Linked DNA regions of Homo sapiens: region 2 is linked to region 1. Evidence: chromatin loops called from intact Hi-C (ENCODE). Cell type or tissue: ascending aorta. All regions are shown on one strand. Links, peaks and the distances in the headings refer to the core of each region. The heading gives the core; the rest is flanking DNA.

Region 1 (11,155 bases), core at 1,516-9,515:
ATGCCTATAGTCCCAGCTACTCGGGAGGCTGAGGCAGGAGAATCGCTTGAACCCGGGAGGTGGAGGTTGCAGTGAGCCCAGATCACGCCACTGTACTCCAGCCTGGGAGACAGGGCGAGACTCTGTCTCAAACAACAACAACACAAAATTCTCAAATGATTTTATTATCAGCTGTAGCACAACCCAGGAAGGTGCATAAAACACATATGGCAGTTTAACAGATCACTGTGAAGCAGACACCTGGAAATCGAGTGGTGACAGGGCCTTGCATCCCAGAAGCTGGAAGTGCGCAGCTCCACACCATCCCGGCCTCGCTGCCCGCCACGGGGGATGTCGGGAAGCGTTTGCCCTAGAGCTCAGGTGAGAGGTCTGGGGATCCAGAGCTGGTGTCTACCAGACAAGGCAGGTGTGAGAAGCTGTGGATGCACACGCTCAGTGTCACCTGATGTTTGGGTCTGTATATATGGATATTAGTCCTTGGTTCCTTATGCATTATTCGACACCCTTCCTTCACCCTCTTCCTACAGTGAGGTCTGCCTCTCACATCCAGAGGGAGGTTGAAGTTAGGCCAGGCAGAGGCGTGCTACAATATCCCTAGGACATTAGAACCTGGACGGAAATGTAATGGGAATGAAGGAAAGCATGTGACCGGAAGGCCCCTTGAGAAGAGAGCAGATGCTCAGAGGAAGGATCTGCTTGAGATTCCCTTCAGCTGTGACAGAAATCTGAAAACCAGAGGCTTAAACAACTATGAGGGTTGTTTTTTCATATCACAGAAGTCTAAGGCTGTCGTGACTCGAAGTTGCCATCGAGAACCCAGTCTCTTTTCACCTTCCTGGGCTGCCATCTGAAGCAGGTGGCTGTCGGCTGAGGTTTACTGCCTCGTGGATACAAGGTGGCTGCTGCAGTGCCAAGCCTTTCATCTGCATCAAGGCAGGAAGAGGGAGGGCAAAGGACTCAACGCAGAGCCGGTTGAGTCTCTCCCCTTTTAGGAGCCTGCCTCAGATCCTTTTGCAGTGACGTCCACTTATGTCTCATTTGCCAGAACTGGGTCCCTGGCCACCCTGAACTGTAGGGGAGCCTGGAAAATCAACTTAAACAAAGCTGGTCACGCTGATACCCTGAGAACAGGCATTGAGAAGGAAACTAGTAGCTTTTCCTCAAAGAAATAATTTGCAGTGGGGACAATAAGACTTCCCTCCCCTAAGCTGCTTTCTAAGGATGGTGGGCCCAGGAGGGCTCAGAGCCCTTGCTGCATGGGGTGAAACTTGGGGTCAGAGCTGAGTTGCTGAGGACGAAGAAGAGGCTGAGCTGCGTCTCCTGTGGTGCCCTTCCCAGCCCTTCACACAGCTTGCAGCTTCTCCTTGAAATCAAAGCTGAACCCATATTTTAAAGTGTTCTGTTTTCCCACCAATGATGTATCTGCTTGTAAATGTGTTAAGAAAGACTGGGCAGACAAGCTAAGTGGTGAGATGTGGGTGGGGACTCAGGTACACGCAACCCCGAGGGCAGCCCAGAGCTGCGTCCTTATGGGCTAGGGCTTCACCATATTGGTCAGGCTGGTCTCAAACTTCTGACTTCAGGTGATCCGCCTGCCTCGGCCTCCCAAAGTGCTGGGATTACAGGCATGAGCCACTGTGCCCAGCCCTATCTTCCTTTTAGACTTGTAAGAGATCTCTACATATTACAGATACCAATATGTACATAGGATACCAATTTAAAGGGACACCAAATGATTGTGTCAACATTCCAGGCTGAGGTTGCATTCAGGGGTGCGGTCCTGCGCTCTGCAGGAGTACGAAGTCCCAGCCCACAAAGCCCCTTTGGTGGAGGTCAGACTCCTCCTAACCGTACCCACACAGGAATCACTCTTAGATTTACAGTCAGAATTAGAGACATTGAGACATTTTAAAAACAGGAGCGTGTGAGCTGAAATATAAATTTCCACCTTCCTTTGACAAATCAGGATCCCCCAGCCCCATAGCAGCCACCCTCTGAGCAGTGGCCTCCCTTACACAGGAATACGCTTCCGGTTCAGCCCAGTTCCCGTCACCCCAAGACTAGGTCCCCAACACTCACTTCCCCCTTGCACTGTTGGCTCCCTTATCCCCAACATATTTTGCACATTCCTATTACTGGAATTTGAGTTTGCAACACTGACCTAGAGCAAAGCCTTCAATTTATATACAGGCAACGAGGAATGGTAGAGGTTCTTGCCCAAGGGCACACAGCCTATGATGGTACAGCCAGGCCTTCAGTGGGGTCTCTTGGGAACTAGTGTCCCCGGAGATCAACTAACACTGCGAATCCCTGGGACTGCAGAGCCTGTGGGGGAGAAAGGGAATGTAACTTGAGTTGGGGTCACTTGGTTGCATCTGAATTTGCTGGTATTGGGCTGTGGCAGTGGAACTCCTGGCCTGGCAGGGAGATGCCTAGTTGTCTGGGCATGGTAGCTCCCTCACCCCATGCCCTGTTCCCACGGGGAGAGAGGAAGCCGCAGTGGTTGAGGTGAAAACCAGAGGTCGTGCAGCCCTGGCAGACAGAGGCAACCACGGACAGCTGCAGCAGGCTGGTGACTGGCCCACAGGCACCCTCCACACCCTTGCTGCAAAAATTGCTGTCGTGTGCAGAATTTCGGAAACGTGCAAAGCCTGAGAGTGGGTGCTCAGGAGCCCTCCCTGGTGTGTGCAGGCAGCCCTCGGTGACTCAGCCCAAACCCCAACCATGGGCATCAGGCAGCTGAGGGCTAAAAAAAAAAAAAAAAAAGTTTCTGATGTACAGATGGCTGTGGTTTGAGTAGAGGAGTAGGAGGAGAGAAATGGAGCCTTCCTTGTCTTGCTCCAAGCTCTGGTTGAGGCGTAGGCCCTGCTCTGGGAGGAGGAGGCGGCAATGAGGCACACAGGCTGGGGGTCAGGCTGCGAAACAGCAAGCCTGCCCCTTGGTGGTCTGCCCGCTGCCCTACCTGTGTCCTCCCCACCAGCTCCTCCTCTCCTCTTGTTTCAGGGAGTTCTCTCCTCCTCTGTCTCCCCTCACTGCAGGCTCATGTCCTGTTTACCCTCTGGGATCTCTCCTGTCCAAGGATGACTCAGAGATGGGCCTGGAACATCAGGAGAGCCGGAATGCAAGAAAATAGAGATGAGTTCGGGCCTGCCCTCATGACCAACCCACCAGCCTTGGGCAAATCCCGGCAACCACTGTGTGGTTCTCTGCAGAATGAGAGGCTTGGCCTGAATGAACTTGAGGCCCCTTGTGCAGTCATAATAGGCCCCATAATAGGCACTGGACCTGCAGGCCTGATACCAGATGCAGCTGCCAGAGCCTGGCCTGAGGTCCAAGAGCCCACTGGCCAGAGCCGGTCCTCCCTCCCTCTCCTCCTCCAAGCTGCCCCTTGAACTGTGCAGGCCTCTTCTCAGGATTGTTCTAGCAAACTTTCTGCTCCAGCTTCCTAGTCTGGGTGTGAGAGGCGGCCTAAGGGCCTGACCACAGCACCCGGGCTCAAGCCCTGACCCTAATATTCTCTCTGTGACCCAGGGCAGGTCAAGGCTCTTTCCTGAGCCTGAGTTTCCATCACCAGGGACAGAGATGAGTGACCCTGTCCTGTCTCCTGGACTCAGGCGATGTCCACCCTTCGTTCCACATGGATTTATGGAGCTGTGGCCACATCAGCCACTTTACCAGCTCCTGCAAGAACAATAATAATAGAAGAAAAACAGCTGGGCACGGTGGCTCATGCCTGTAATCCCAGCACTTTGGGAGGCCAAGGTGGGAGCTATCATCTGAGGTCAGGAGTTCGAGACCAGCCTGGCCAACATGGTGAAACCCCATCTCTATGAAAAATACAAAATTAGCCGGGCATGGTGGCGCACGCCTGTAATCCCAGCTACTCGGGAGGCTGAGGCAGGAGAGTCGCTTGAACTTGGGATGTGGAGGTTGCAGTGAGCCAAGATCGCGCCATTGCACTCCAGTCTGGGCAACAAGAGAGAAACTCTGTCTCCAATAATAATAATAATAATAGAAGCAAAACAGTAACAGAAGCACGGTTTGAAGTAGAGAGAAGTTAGGGCCCGCTGGTGTGGGTGAGCGGAGGGTGTGTTAGAGAGGATGGGGAGGGAAGGTGTCTCTGAGGAGGTGATGTGTGAGCAGAATTGTGGCAGGAACCATTGCTGAGCTGATCTGGGAGAGGACAGTCCAGGCACGGAAAGGGCCGTGCAGAGGCCCTGAGGCACTGTTCAGGGATTGGGAAGAAGGCCTGTGTGACTGGGGCAGAGTGGGAACAGGTCCAGGGAAAGCGGGGCTCCAAGCAAGAGGGTCTGGGCTTGGGCTCCAGTGGTAGGACTAGGGACGGGATAAAACCCCAAACCCTTTCCCCAGATGAGGGGATGTGGATGAGCAAAGTAGCTCAGGACGGGGCTGAGCAAGCAGTAGCCCTGATTCCTCCTGAGACGGAGGCCTGGCCCAGGAGCTCAGGGAAGGAGAGCCCAGCAGGCAGTGAACATCTACCCAGTGGTGCCAGAGACAGTGCAGGCAGCCCAGAGGAGACAGGACAGGCTGGGGTTTCCTGGGGAGGGTGGGGAGACTTCCTGGAGGAGGTGAGGCGTTAGAGTAGATGCTGCCCGTCTGACCTCAGAAGTTCTTTCTAGAGGGCTCCTGTAGGGCCCAAAGGCAGCACTGCCCCAGGGAACGACTCCCAGGCCACAAAGTACAGAATCCTGCCGGCGCAGCGCTTGGCCGCCCTGAACACAGTCCTGTGGGATGAGCAGACCAGTGCCTGGTTCGACTACGACCTTGAGAACAAGGAGAACCGGGAGTTTTACCCATCCAACCTCACTCCACTCTGGAACGGGTGTTTCTCTGACCCTGGCGTGGCGGACAAGGCTCTGAAATACCTGGAGGTGAGGGCACAGAAGGTGGCTCTGGCCCACTGCAGGCAGCACTGCCCCCTCCCGACCCTGAGCAGGACCTGCAGGGGAGGCCGCTTCCTCCGGCTGTGCCCCTTGTCCCAGCCGGCAGGTCCCGCGGAGCCACCGGGGGGCAGCTGTGAGCCGAGAAGAGAAGGGCCAGGAAAGGGACATCTGGCTTCCCGCCGGGCCCAGCGTCCTGGCTCCCAGTCCAGCCCCACCCACAGTCACGGGAATGTCTGGAACCTTCTAGGGCAGCCAGATCCTGATCTACCAATATGCCCCAGAATTGGATCCGAACCAACTTTGATGTCTACCAGCAAGTCAGCCATGTATGAGAAGATGAGCTGGCCTGAGCCCTCCCCGTACCCCCAGGGCGTCCCCGTGGTGAGGCGGGAGGGTCAGGCTTGGCAGGGCTCAGGGCAAGCGCAGCTGGGATGGTGGCGGCGCCCAGTGGGCACTCCTGGGCACTGCAGGGGCTGCTGGGAGGCAGAGCGGCTTCTCCCGACAAGGATCCCGTTGTTTGTTGTCCCTGTGGCTGGGGGTGGGTGGGGTGGGGGCAGTGCCTGACCTACGGCCCGCCCTCTTATTCCCAGTATGACATTAGCAACGGTGGAGAGCCCGGTGGCGGAGGGGAGTATGAAGTTCAGGTGAGCAGGCCAGGGGTGGGCTGGCCATCACCCTACAGGAAACTCCTGGGCTCTGCTGCCCACGATCCCCGCCCCAGGCCTCAGTGTGCTCACCTGCATGTGGGCCTGGAGGAGGAGCTGACTGGTGCTCCCTGTACCGCTAGGGTTAGGCAGGGCCAGTGCCCCTGGGAAGAGAGCCCACAGCCCCCACTGAGAGGTGACAGCGTGCTGGCAGTCCTCACAGCCCTTGCTCGCTTTTGGCGCCTCCTCTGCCTGGACTCCCACTTTGGCGGCACTTGAGGAGCCCTTCAGCCCACCGCTGCACTGTGCGAGCCCCTTTCTGGGCTGGCCAAGGCAGGAGCCCACTCCTTCAGCTTGCAGAGAGATGTGGAGGGAGAGGCGAGAGCGGGAACCGGGGCTGCGCGCGGCGCTTGCGGGCCAGGTGGAGTTCCGGGTTGGCGTGGGCTTGGCGGGCCCGCACTAGGAGCAGCCGACCGGCCCTGCTGGCCCCGGGCAATGAAGGACTTAGCACCCGGGCCAGCGGCTGCGGAGGGTGTACTGGGTCCCCCAGCAGTGCAGGCCCACTGGCGCTACGCTCGATTTGTCACCGGGTCTTAGCTGCCTTCCCCCAGGGCAGGCCTCGGGACTGCAGCCCGCCATGCCTGAGCCTTCCCCCGCCTCCCTGGGCTCCTGTGCAGCCCGAGCCTCCCCAAGGAGCACTGCCCCCGCTCCACGGTGCCCAGTCCCATCGACCACCCAAGGGCTGAGGAGTGCGAGCGCACGGCACGGGACTGGCAGGCAACTCTACCTGCAGCCGGGGTGCGGAATCCACTGGGTGAAGCCAGCTGGACTCCTGGGTCTGGTGGAGACGTGGGGAACCTTTATGTCTAGCTCAGGGATTGTAAATACACCAATCGGCACTCTGTATCTAGCTCAAGGTTTGTAAACACACCAATCAGCACCCTGTGTTTAGCTCAGGGTTTGTGAGTGCACCAATCGACACTCTGTATCTAGCTGCTCTGGTGGGGCCTTTGAGAACCTTCCTGTCCATACTCTGTATCTAACTAATCTGATGGGGAAGTGGAGAACCTTTGTATCTAGCGCAGGGATTATAAATGCACCAATCAGCGCCCTGTCAAAACAGACCACTGGGCTCTACCAATCAGCAGGATGTGGGTGGGGCCAGATAAGAGAATAAAAGCAGGCTGCCCGAACCACCAGCGGCAATCTGCTGACGTCCTCTTCCACACTGTGGAAGCTTTGTTCTTTTGCTCTTTGCAATAAATCTTGCTACTGCTCACTTTTTGTGTCCACACTGCTTTTATGAGCTGTAACACTCACCACGAAGATCTGCAGCTTCACTCCTGAAGCCAGCGAAACCACGAGCCCACCGGGAGGAACGAACAACTCCAGACGTGCTGCTTTAAGAACTGTAACACTCACCGTGAGGGTCCGTGGCTTCATTCTTGAAGTCAGTGAGACCAAGAACCCACCAATTCCGGACACACCACCAAGGGTTTGGGGCTTCCCCAGAAACCTGGCCCCACTGCCCTGCCTCTCCCAGGAGGGCTTTGGCTGGATGAATGGCGTGGTCCTGATGCTACTGGACTGCTGTGGTGACCGGCTGACCTTAGGGGCCCAGCTGGCTTTCTTGGAGCCCCACTGTCTGGCGGCCACCCTTTTTCCCAGCCTCCTGCTCAGCCTTCTGCCACAGTGACAGCCCTCCCCTCCTCACCTGGCCCCAGCTCCTGTCCCATTAAACCTCTGCACCAGTTCCTGTCTTCCCCTGCCTCTTCATGCCCTCCTACCTCCCAGCCTGTCCTCTGATCAGAGTGAGGTGGGGGGCAGGGTCATGACCTGGAGGGCATGGGTAGGGGCCTAGCTCCCTCCTGGAACCTTCAATAGGGTGGAAATCCTGCTCTGGGGGGAAGACCTATCCCTCCTACCCCAAGTGCCCCAGCGCCAAGCCCCACACCTCCAGCCTTCCACTCACTTCCTTAGTCTGAAGGCTTTACAAATACTGAAAACCCCAGCCTGGGCCCAGGCAACCAAGGGCTCAATGCTGGGAAGGAGAGCAGGGGAGGTGGGGCCCGAAGAAATATGTATAATTTATTTCTGCCCCTGATATTATTCCTTCAAAGGAGTCTGAATTTGAATGGATTGTCTCTGATCTATTTATCCCCCAGGGCATCATTAAAACAATTGTAAAATCAGCTGGCAATTAGTGGAGTTTAACTGCTGGATGTGCTCAGGGAAAGAGAGGAAGGGAGCCCTGCCAAGACCACTGTCACCCCAGAGTGGCTGTAGCCATCCCCAAAGCTGTGTCTCCCCGAGGAGCAACCTCATGGGCTTAACACAGAGGGTGGGAAATAGACCAGGACCATAATTCAGCCAGTTGCTCCCCAAATACACAAATGAACAATAGCACGCTCTGGGTAGAGTGTGGTGAGGCAGCCAGTACCCAGCATTGCTACAATATGTTATCTAAAATGTTTGTTTTCCTACAAAAAATTACGAGACACACACAAAAAAACAGAAAAGTATGACACACACACACACAACCAGGCAAGAGAAATTGTCTTATAGGAGTGACCACTAGGCTGGGCACGGTGGCTCACACCTGTAATCCCAGCACTTTGGGAGGCTGAGATGGGTGGATCACCTGAGGTCAGGAGTTCGAGACCAGCCTGGCCAACATAATGAAACCCTGTCTTCTACTAAAAATACAAAAATTAGCTGGGTGTGGTGGCGGGCGCCTGTAATCCCAGCTACTCGGGAGGCTGAGGCAGGAGAATCGCTTGAACCCAGGAGGTGGAGGTTGCAGCGACCCAATATTGCACTGCTGCACTCCAGCCTGGGCAACAGAGCGAGACTCCATCTCAGAAAAAAAAAGTGACCACTATATACTAAAGAAAGGGTATCAATAAACAGATGGAAAGTATTAAAAAGGGCCAGGGGGTATAGTGGCTCACCCCGGTGGTCCCAACATTTGGTAGGCTGAGGCAGGCAAATCACTTGAGCCCAGGAGTTCAAAACCAGCCAAGGCAACATAGTGAGACCCCATCTCTACAAAAATAAAAAATTAGCCAGGTGTGGTGGTGCACACCTGTAGTCCCAGCTACTCAGGACGCTGAGGTGAGATTGCTTAAGCCCAGGAGGTGGAGGCTGCAGTGAGCTGTGATTGTGCCACTGCATTCCAGCCTGGGCAACAGAGCAAGATCCTGTCTCAAAAATCATAATAATAAAAAAATAAAAATTAAAAAAGGGCTGGGTGTGATGGCTCACACCTGTAATCCCAGTGCTTCGAGAGGCCAAGGCAAGAGGATCACTTGAGGACAGGATTTCAGGGCCAGCCTGGGCAACATAGTGAGCTGTAATTTTTAAAATTAGCCAGGCATTATGGCACATGCCTGTAGTCCCAGCTATTTGGGAGGATGAGGTGGAAGGATTGTTTGAGCCCAGGAGTTCAAGGTTGCAAGGAGCTGTCATTGAGCCACTGCACTCCTGCATGGGTGACAGAGGAAAACTCTGTCTCTAGAAAATAAAAGAAAAAGAAAATACAAAGAGAACCGGCCAGGCACGGTGGCTCATGCCTGTAATCCCAGCACTTTGGGAGGCCAAAGTGGGAGGACCACCTGAAGTCAGGAGTTCGAGACCAGCCTGGCCAACATGGTGAAACCCTGTCTGTACTAAAAATACAAAAATTAGCTGGGCGTGGTGGGGCATGCCTGTAATCCCAGCTACTGGGGAGGCTGAGGCAGGAGAATTGCTTGAATCCAGGAGGCAGAGGTTGCAGTGAGCCGAGATTGTGCCATTGCACTCCAGCCTGGGCGACAGAGTGAGACTCTCAAATTAAAAAAAAAAAAAAAGAACTAAATGGGGGTTTCTTGTTTCTGGCTTAGGGTGTAAGGAGTGTGGCAACTGTCACTCCATCTTAACAACAGTAAAAAGCTGAATAAACAACACCCGCAACTCTTCTTAGATCTGTCAGAGAATTAAGGTCACAGAGCAAATTAAGGTCACAGAGCTGCCTCCAAAACTGGAGACAGACAGGCAGATCCAGAGAGTCACAACTTACCAGAGTAGACACCTCCACACTGGGTTTCTTTTACCCAGTACTGGTTTGGTTTCAAGAAAAAACTAGAAGTCTTACTAAAAGGCAGAAAATACCACTTGAAGCGACAGAGCGAGTAACAGAACCAGACTCAACTATAGCGGGGATGTTGGAATTATCAGGCCGGAAATTTGAAACAACTATGATTAACATGCCAAGGGTGCTCATGGAAAAAGTAGACAACATGCAAGAACAGATAAGTAATTTAAGCAGAGGGATGAAAATTCTAAGAAAAAAACAAAGAAGAAGTACAATGAGGAGAAAAAAACACAAAGGAAGTGCCTTTGATCAGCTCTTTAGTAGACTGGACAAAGCTGAGGAAAGAATCCATGAACTTGAGGATATGTCAATAGAAACTTCCAAAACTCAAAAGCAAAGAGAGGCAAGACTGAAACAGACAGAACAGAATATCCAAAACTGTGGGACAATGACAAAAGTCATCACATATGCATTAATGGGAATACAGAGCAAGAAAGAGGGAACTGAAGATACATTTGAAACAATAATGAATGAGAATTTCCCCAAATTTGTATCAGACACCAAACCACAGATCCAGGAAGCTCAGAAAATACTAAGGAAGACAGATGCCCCCCAAAAAGAAGAAAAAATCAACACCTAGGCATATTATATTCAAATTGCAGAAATTCAAAGATAAAAAGTCTTGGAAGAGGGCAGAGGAGTAAAAAAAACCTTACCTATGGAGGACCAAGGATAAAAATAACACCAGACTTCTTAGAAACCATGCAAGGAAGAAGAGAGCCATGTGAGATATTTAAAGCATTGACAGAGAAGAAGACCCCACCAACCTATAATCCCTAGAATCTCTTTCCTGCAAAACCATCCTTCAAAAGTGATGGAGAGGCCAGCACAGTGGCTCATGCCTGTAATCCCAGCCCTTTGGGAGGCCGAGGCAGGCAGATGGCTTTGAGCTCAGGAGTTTGGGACCAGCCTAGGCAACATGGTGAAACCCCGTCTCTACAAAAAAAATACAAACTTTAGTGGTGGCACATGCCTGTGGTCCCAGCTACTTTGGGGGGCTGAGGCTGGAGGATCACTGGAACCTGAGAGGCGGAGATTGCAGTGAGCCGAGATAGCACCACTGCACTCCAGCCTGGGCAACAGAGCAAGAATCTGTCTTAAAAAAAAAAAAAAAAAAAGAAAAGAAAAGAAAGAAAAGAAAAAGAAAAAAAGGAAAAAAAAAGTGATGGAGAAATGAGAACTTTCACAAGCCAACAAAAATTGAGAGAATCTGTAGACCTGTCTTGCAAGAAGTATTTAAAAAAAAAAAAACTTCTTCAGAGAAAAGAAAGATGATATAAGTTAGAAACTTTGAACTACATAAACAAGGGAAGAGCTTTAGAGAAGGAATAAGTGAAGGTAAAATAAAAGCTTTTACTTTTCTTATCCTTAGTTAATCTAACAGATAATGGTTTGTTCAAAATAAAACAGGGCATTTATCCAAAATGCTTGATACCAGGAGAATTTTGGATTTTGGATTTTTTTTTTTTGAATTT
Region 2 (8,000 bases), core at 1-8,000, 240 kb before region 1:
TTTTAGTAGAGACGGGGTTTCACCATGTTGGCCAGGCTGGTCTCAAACTCCTGACTTCAAGTGATCCACCCACCTCGGCCTCCCAAAGTGTTGGGATTACAGGCGTAAGCCACTGTGCCCCGCCAGGTTATAGGTCTTGACAGATGGAGAACACAAGGCCCAGGGAAGTGAATCAGTTTGTTTTAAGTCACAGAGCAGGTTTTAGATCTGGCTGGGATTGGGACTGTGCCTGGCCCAGGGCTTTGTCAACAATCCAGGGAAGGCTTTTTAGAATGAGTAAGAGAGCTACATAAATATAAACAGGGTCATGATGAGAGAGAAAAGGAGGGCCTGGGAGATGGCAGGTTCTGAGCACCCCTCCAGGCTCTGGGGGATGTCCAGATAAGGAGGCTGAGCCTGCCTTCCCAGATCGTATGGCCTCACAGGGAAATGAGCCAGACACAGGAAGAAGTCCAATGGAAAGTTGGATCAAGTGCTGCCGTGGTGTCGTGGAAAGAGTCTGGACACGGAATCAGGAGGCTCTTCCAGCTATCAGCACCAACCCTATGCTTTTAGGCGAGTCCTTTCACCACTCTGGACCTTCACCAAGCAGTTTCCTCACCTGAGAACATTCCCTCTCTCAAAAATAACAGTCCTATAGTGCTACATATTAGAGCAGATTAATACAGTAACTAAATATATTGTGGGCATGCTCTCCCCTCCAGCACAATCTCGGAAAGCCTCTTGCCTTCCATTAGCAGCAAGAATGAAATGTTCCCAGGACGCAGAACTGCCAGACCAAGGGGGCAGTGGGCGAGACACAGGTGACTGACCAACTGGCTTTCTCTGAGGTCCTGCCTATGACAGCTTCTCCTGGGTTTATGAGCTCTGGTAGCCCCATGCAGATGAGAGCTAAGTGAGGGTTTTTCTGTCAACAAGCCAACTATTTAATCGCTATCTATAGGATAAAGAAGGGCATGAAGATAAAGGCACCTAAGCCTCTTGTTTTACACTTGAAGAAGCTGCAACCCAGAGACAGGAAGTGACTAGGCCAAGGTCTTGTACTTTGGACTCTCAGAACAAAGTTCTTTTGGGACTTGGAGAATTAGAAATGGGTTGTTTGGGGCCGGGCGTGGTGGCTCACGCCTGTAATCCCAGCACTTTGGGAGGCCGAGGCGGGCGGATCACAAGGTCAGGAGTTCAAGACCATCCTGCCTAAAACGGTGAAACCCCGTCTCTACTAAAAATACAAAAAATATTAGTTAGCCAGGCGTGGTGGTGGGCGCTTGTAATCCCAGCTACTCGGGAGGCTGAGGCAGGTGAATGGCGTGAACCCAGGAGGTGGAACTTGCAGTGAGCCGAGACCGCGCCACTGCACTCCAACCTGGGTGACAGAGCGAGACTCCATCTCAAAAAAAAACAAAAAACTAAAAACCAGAAATGGGTTGTTTGGGTCAGGCATGGTGGCTCATGCCTGTAATCCCAGCACTTTGGGAGGCTGAGGTGGGCAGATCACAAGGTCAAGAGTTTGAGACTAGCCTGGCCAACACGGTGAAACCCCATCACAACTAGTAATACAAAAATTAGCCAGGCGTAGTGGCACATGCCTGTAATCCCAGCCACCAGCTACCAGCTACTTGGGAGGCTGAGGCAGGAGAATTGCTTGAACCTGGGAGGCAGGGGTTGCAGTGAGCAGAGATCACGCCACCGCACTCCAGCCTGGACGATAGAGCAAGACTCTGTCTCGGAAAAAAACAACAAAAAAAGCATTGTTTGGGAACGCCGCCTTAGAGGCCTCTCATAACAACTGGTGGAGAGCCTTTGGTGGGATGCTATTTTTTTTTTTTTTTTGAGACAGGGTCTAACTCCAATTGCCCAGGCTGGAGTGCAGTGGCACGATCTCGGCTCACTGCAGCCTCGACCACCCCTGACTCAGGTGATTCTCCCACCTCAGCCTCCCAAGTAGCTGGGACTACAGGAATGCGCCACCATGCCTGGCTAATTTTTTTTTTTTTCGTACTTTCAGTAGAGACAGAGTTTTGCCATGTTGCCCAGGCTGATTTTGAACTCCCAGACTCAAGCAATCCACCCACCTCAGCCTCTCAAAGTGCTGGGATTACAGGCATGAGCCTCCACACCCAGCCTCCTATTCTATCTTTAGAGCTCTAGTGAGATGTACTGTTTGCCTGGACAGAACCATACCTGATGCTGGAAGTTCCAGCTCAGACAGTTGGTCCCTGCAGGAAGCTTCCCCAAACTCTCAAGTCTGGGATTGGTGTCCACTTCCCCTAAATGTGCCCACACTGAATTGAAATCACCCACTCACTTGTTGTCTGACCCCCACTAGGCTGCAGGCTGTGTGAGGAAAAGGACAAACATCTATGTCACCAACATGTACCAACCTAGTGTCTAGTCAAGTGCCAGGCACATAGCAGGTCCTCAATAAATATCTGTTGGATGAATAAGTAGGTGGGGTTGGTCAGAGAAGGATTCCTGAAGGAAAAGACTTTTTTTGTTTGTTTGTTTGTTTTAAGAGACAAGGTCTCATCTGGTTTGAGTTGGTGTTTGAAAAAATAAATAAAGAGACAGGGTGTCCTGGTGTTGTCAGGCTTGTGTGCCCAATCCCACCATGATCAGCACCAGAGTTTCAATCTGTTCCATTCTGACCTGGGCCAGCTCACCCTTCCTTAGTCAACCTGGCGGTCTCCCACTCCTAGGAGGTCACCATATCGATGCTGAACTTGGTGTGGACACCCATCAGCATAATGCATTGCAGCCCAGAACTCCCGGGGTCAAGTGATCCTCCTGCCTGCTAGCTGGGACTACAGGGCTTGCCACCGAGCTGGGAGAAAAGGCAACTATTGAGGTATCACAGGGTACAAGGAGGACAGAATTGTCCCCAATTGGGTGAACTGCCCATGCAAAAAGAAGTCTTGAAAGGAAAGTAGTGGGAAATAAGGACAGGGAGAAAAGTAAGGCAATTGAAGGGGAGGGGGGGAAGGAGCCCTTCAAGATGATTGGCTTTGCTAATCAGGGAGGGCTTTGGGTAGATGGGAGGAAGGGTCTCAGCCATGTTGGGGATAAGAACACCTGGAATCCCTCAAGTGGAGTCTTTTTACAGGGAGGGTCCTAGAAATCAGCTTGGCTGGAGGGGAGAGAAGCTGAAGGGGGTTGGGGTAGCTGGTAGGAGCTTTGAAGCCTGGCTGGTTTGTATTTGATGCTGGGGTCTGGAGGGAATGGGTGCTCTGGGAAGGCCTGAGGCACGGAAGGAAAAGGTAGGAGCAACTTCCTCCTACAGACCCTCTCTATTAGATGGAGACCCTGGGAGGACAGGGCCTGTATCTTCTGTTTTTTTCCTACCCTCCTCCAGGTGTTTGGGACCCACAAGTAGAGCCCCTAGGGCAAGGATCTGGAATTGGCTGAGGCAGCCTACTGAGCGGGATGGTGTGGCAGGGACTGTGGGAGCTCCCTCCTTCCATCAGCCTTCCCAGAACGATCTCCTTCCCTAGGAAGGTGCTGTTCCCGCAAGAGGCACACTCTACTGTCGTCGCCAGTGTTCTTCTTCCGCGAATCCCCATGTGAGCGTATTTTTTCCAGCGGCTGCTAAGCCAGATTTAGCCACCAGGGGGCAAAAAAGCAGCCCTTAAGGTCAGTGTCCCTCCTCTTTCCCCACCCACACACCTGAAGGCCAAGATGGGTGGTGCCTCACCTGGCGCTCCATTCGAGCGCAGTAGCTGCGTTAACCCCTTCCTGCCTAGTCTGCGGTATTCCCTCGGCAGAGTCATCCACAGCAGAGTTGAGGGTCACAGAGGACGGGGGAGGGGCTGTTCGCTAGGGGAGGGGCTAGGGTAGAGGTGAAGTCAGGTTTCCAGCTACTCAGGTCCTTAGTCCTCGCTGGAGCTAGGGGAGGCTAGCGTTCCCTGCCTCCGTTGGGTAGTTAGCCCCCCAGATGGGTGAAGCAGCCCCTCTGGGGGCAAGAGAGGCATGGGCTGCGGTCACCTGCGCTGGGCCTCAGAAGTGGGATGTAGAGGAGAGCGCTGAGGCAGCTACAAAACCCAGACTTCCGGGCTCCCCTGCTTCAATCTGGCAGGGACCTCGGCTGTCGGCTGCAACTTGGAGATGGGGGTGGGGTGGGGGAAGGGTAGCCAAAAAGTGGAGGGAGAGTCCCTGAGGCGGCGGTGGGGAGGGGAGGCAGGGAAGATTAGGCAAGAGAGCGGGCGATTCCCGAACCGTCAGGTGCCTTGTTTTGCGTGTGGCGACTCCAGAACCAAGCAGCCTTTCAGGGCACTGGAACCCAACCAGTTCCGGGATTGCGTTCCGGGGCACAAGGTGTTAAACTGTGGGTGGGAGTGGGGTCCGGAGTCCCTCCTCCTTCCCTCCCTCACAGCGTCACCACCACCGAGTCCACCAGGCTGGCACTCAAGGAGTTAAGTCTGCCCGCAATCTGCAAGACTGGAGCCGCGGAGGGGGAGGAGGGGGAAGCGGAGGGGGTAGAGGAGAAGGGGGAAGCAGACTGCAGGGAGACAGCGCCAGGAACCCCCTCCCCAGGGTCCGGCCCCTGGGCCCCCAGCCCCAAAAGAGGCCCTGTCCTCCCCGGGGTCGTGCTCTCTCCCCCCGCCCTGCCCCCGCCCTCCAGCTTTGTGTCCCCAGGAGGGTGGGCTGCAGGATTTCCAGCCAAGCCTTGCTGCCTGCTCAGTTTTTCCAAACCCTCCAGTCGGGGAAGGCGGCAGTGGTGAGGGATAAGAGTCCCTCCCCCCTGCCCCAGCCGGCCCCCTCTCTCAGCCTCCCTTTCCTGCCCCCACACCTTTTCCAAACTCCTTCCCGTTCCCACCCTGGCCCCTGCTCCTCTATTGGCTCCCAAGTTGCAAGCTCAGGTTGGAAGGGGCCAGGCGGGTCCCACTATCCTGAGAGGCGCTTGTGAATCCACACTCCTCAGGCCGACCCTGAGACCCGCGGGGCACCCGCCCTGCTTCTCTCCGCTTGGCGCCCGCCCCATCCCAGGACCTTGTCCTGGGGTCTCCCACCCCGAAATGGAGGCGTTGCTGGGGGGCGCCGGCAGAACCCGGCAGCAGGCTCTGTGTGGCAGGTGCCAGGCCCTGGGGCAGGCTTCGAGGAGGGGGCAAAGTGTTCCGAGCGCTGGCACGGTTCTGTCCAGCAAGTCTATTATATAATCACCATCTATCAGGAAGCCAGGCAGCTGGAGTGAGTGGGGAAGCCAGGATGCCCGGATCGGCTCTTCCTCCAGGGCCCAGGACGGTGTCGCCACCAAGATGGGGGTGCGGGCGCAGCCCAGCAGTGAGATGATGTGGGGGTCGAGGGGCAAGTGAGGGGCGCTGGGCAGTCAGATGGAGGCCCCACAAACCCCGCCCCCAGACCTCTGACTGACAGTGCCCTGAGCCAATGATTGAAGTCACTGTGGGGCTCTGCGTTAACTCTTTCTTGGGTCCCTATTTGCTTTAGGTGATAGAGTCCTTTTCAGGAACTGTTTGGTCTGGACTCCTCCCACCTTCTCGGGCTAGTGCTCCAGCCGGTGAGGAGTACCAGCTGGAGAATCCTTTTGTCCTAGTAACCCCGGCAACGGGATGCCTAATCTCAGACCCCCAGCAGCCCCAAAGTAAATTGTATTACAAGATACGGTTGTGTGTACACACTGTGCTTCCAGAAACAGCCCCTCGTGGCGCTGGCACACCCACACTGCGTCACGAACGGGCACCCTCACGCACCCATACCCATGCGGGCACTTCCACCGACGAACGCCAACGCTGACACACCTGTGACACCCCTCGTGACACAGTGACACACAGATACACGGAAAGACAGAGGTTCCCCGAGTTGGCCAGTAGAGGGAGCCGCTCGATTCCAGCAAGGGCCCCCTGCCTCTCTCCTTTCCTCCTGGCTCTCTCCAGGGTTCCACCCAGAACTTGTGGCTGCCCAGAGCTCAGCTCCGAATCCCAACCTGGAACCTCCGCTGGGGGAATGAGTCACAGCCCCACCCAGGGGAGCGCTCCGCGTGGCTGCTCCATAGGACATGTATTGTGCACCATTTAAGAGACCCCTGGCAACACAGACTCACTTGCCCCTGCAAACACTGTTTTGGACCTACTACGAACCAGGAATTGTGCCAAAGAGATCATAACAAGCCCCTTTGGCTTGTCATATATGTAAGGGGAGACTGATCCACATAAATGCAGTGGTCCCCTCTAAGAAGCACCCTGTTGGAGAAGTGGGGGCCCATATTATGTCTTTCTGGAGAGGAGATAAGAAATTAAACCTTATTTCCATGGGTCAGGTACTAGCCTAGGTGCTGGGATCTTTCACATTAGAAGCCTCTCTGGGCTTTGGTTTTCTTTTCTTTTAAGTGGGGATAAAATCGACTTCTCAGGACTGTGGTGATTCAACCCCCTAACCCAGGACAGTGCTTGGCACAGCAGGCTGGCACTTGGAAAAGTTTTGGTGATTGGATCAAAGCATCATCATGAGACAACGTGCATGAAAATGCTTTGTAAGCAGTGATGGGACACATGGGGGGGGGTTACTATGTTATCTTCTTTCAGGTTTTTGTCCCCTTCCACCTGTGCCTCCCTAAACCTTGTCCAGTGCCCAGCTGTTGGCACCATCAACCCCTCAAGGCCCTTAGGAATCTTTTGGGGGAAATCAGACATATATATATATGTGTGTGTGTGCATACACCTATACATATATAGGGGTGTGTGTGTGTATATATATATGTGTGTGTGTGTGTGTGACAAGATACAACACATCAGGAAGTACTCAGATGCTATGATGGGATAGGTGGTCAGAAGAGAGGGAGGTCAGTGAGGCTAGAACTATCTGGGGACCATCTGTGAGGAGGGGCAGGGGAGAGGGCCGAGGAAACAGCAGGAACAAGCAGGCTGGCTAGTGTTCTTCCTATCAGACACAGTCAATGCTTGTCACTTGCTATTAATTCTGGGTGGGTGGGGACAGTAGGAAACAGGGAAAGTGCCCTGGGATAAGGAGACCCAAATTCTAGTCCTGGGCTTACCACTTTCTAGCTGGGTAGCTCTGGGTAAGTCCTTAGGTAATGCAAACCTCAATTTCCTCACCTCTGTAATGGGACCATAACCTCTTTCTTGCAGGTTTGTGGTGAGCATTGAAACATGTGAAATGTTTTTAAAAAGCGCTTTGGGCCGGGCGCGGTGGCTCACGCCTGTAATCCCAGCACTTTGGGAGGCCAAGGCAGGTTGATCACCTGAGGTCAGTAGTTCGAGACCAGCCTGGCCGACATGGTGAAACGCTGTCTCTACTAAAAATACAAAATTAGCCGGGCATGGTGGCAGGTGCCTGCAATCCCAGCTACTTGGGAGGTTCAGGCAGGAGAATCGCTTTAACCCAGAAGGCAGAGGTTACAGTGAGCTGAGACCGCGCCTTTGCACTCCAGCCTGGGCAACAAGAGCGAAACTCCATCTCAAAAAAAAAAAAGGGCTTTACATTTTCTTTTTCATTGCCTCGATCGTCCTATAGGGTGGTGAGAGTGTGTGTGTGTGTGTGTGTGTGTGTGAGAGAGAGAGAGAGAGAGAGAAGCACTTTGAGGTTAGGTTAGGAGAGTTCTTTTGAGAAGACAAAGGTTTCACTTCCACAAACATTTTCTTAGCATGCACTTTGTGCTGCTGAGGATTGAGATGAAAAAACTCAGTCTGTGTCCTCAAGGACCTCATGGTCTACTAGGAGAGACATGAATAAAGAGATGCTCAGTGCATTATGGATGTGGGTGGGTACAACGAAGAGGGGACCCAGTGCTGTGTGTGTGTGTGTGTGTGCGCGCGCGTGTGTCCAGGCAACTTCCACTCCTTCCAATCAGTGCAGATAGGAAGGTAGGTTTGTCAAACCTTTCCCTAGCCTGGGATGTTGTTGGCGCGTCTCCTCCCCAGTTCTCAGGAGTGAGGAGGAGAGCAGAAACCCCCCTCCCCGCCCCCGGGCCAACCTGCCTCCCGCTAGCCGGCCGGGCGCCTTACCGAGTCAGACCACTGGGAGGCTGGGGG

Evidence for each region. Peaks named below come from ENCODE experiments on the same cell type or tissue, not always from the same donor. Only the 100,000 strongest peaks of a DNase experiment are listed, where the experiment ranks them.
Region 2: it touches region 1 in a loop (7-fold over the local background); 42 of 110 quality-filtered maps call a loop at or near these places.

Annotation. Positions count from the first base shown.
Region 1 is chr11:118,684,122-118,695,276 of GRCh38, reverse strand. LOC105369519 (a long non-coding RNA gene) reads right to left here and starts at 5,728. Exons shown (of 4, transcript XR_007062909.1): 1 at 5,642-5,728; 2 at 2,162-2,325. It also overlaps the pseudogene TREHP1. RefSeq lists enhancers at 2,769-3,028, 5,080-5,199, 6,684-7,198, 7,199-7,714. In ascending aorta, for the core only: CTCF peaks have their summits at 4,994 (motif pointing right) and 5,340; DNase peaks (open chromatin) are centred at 5,006, 5,226 and 5,682; H3K4me3 peaks cover 1,537 bases; H3K27ac peaks cover 1,606 bases.
Region 2 is chr11:118,926,038-118,934,037 of GRCh38, reverse strand. It overlaps the pseudogene RN7SL688P. Among named protein-coding and RNA genes, the nearest start is that of BCL9L, 4.1 kb to the right of the region's middle. RefSeq lists enhancers at 4,980-5,029, 5,040-5,319, 5,330-5,449, 5,799-6,300 and silencers at 6,988-7,047, 7,868-8,000. In ascending aorta, for the core only: CTCF peaks have their summits at 3,584 (motif pointing right), 5,821 (motif pointing right) and 7,980; DNase peaks (open chromatin) are centred at 3,587, 4,377, 5,357, 5,787 and 2 weaker places; H3K4me3 peaks cover 3,439 bases; H3K27ac peaks cover 6,466 bases.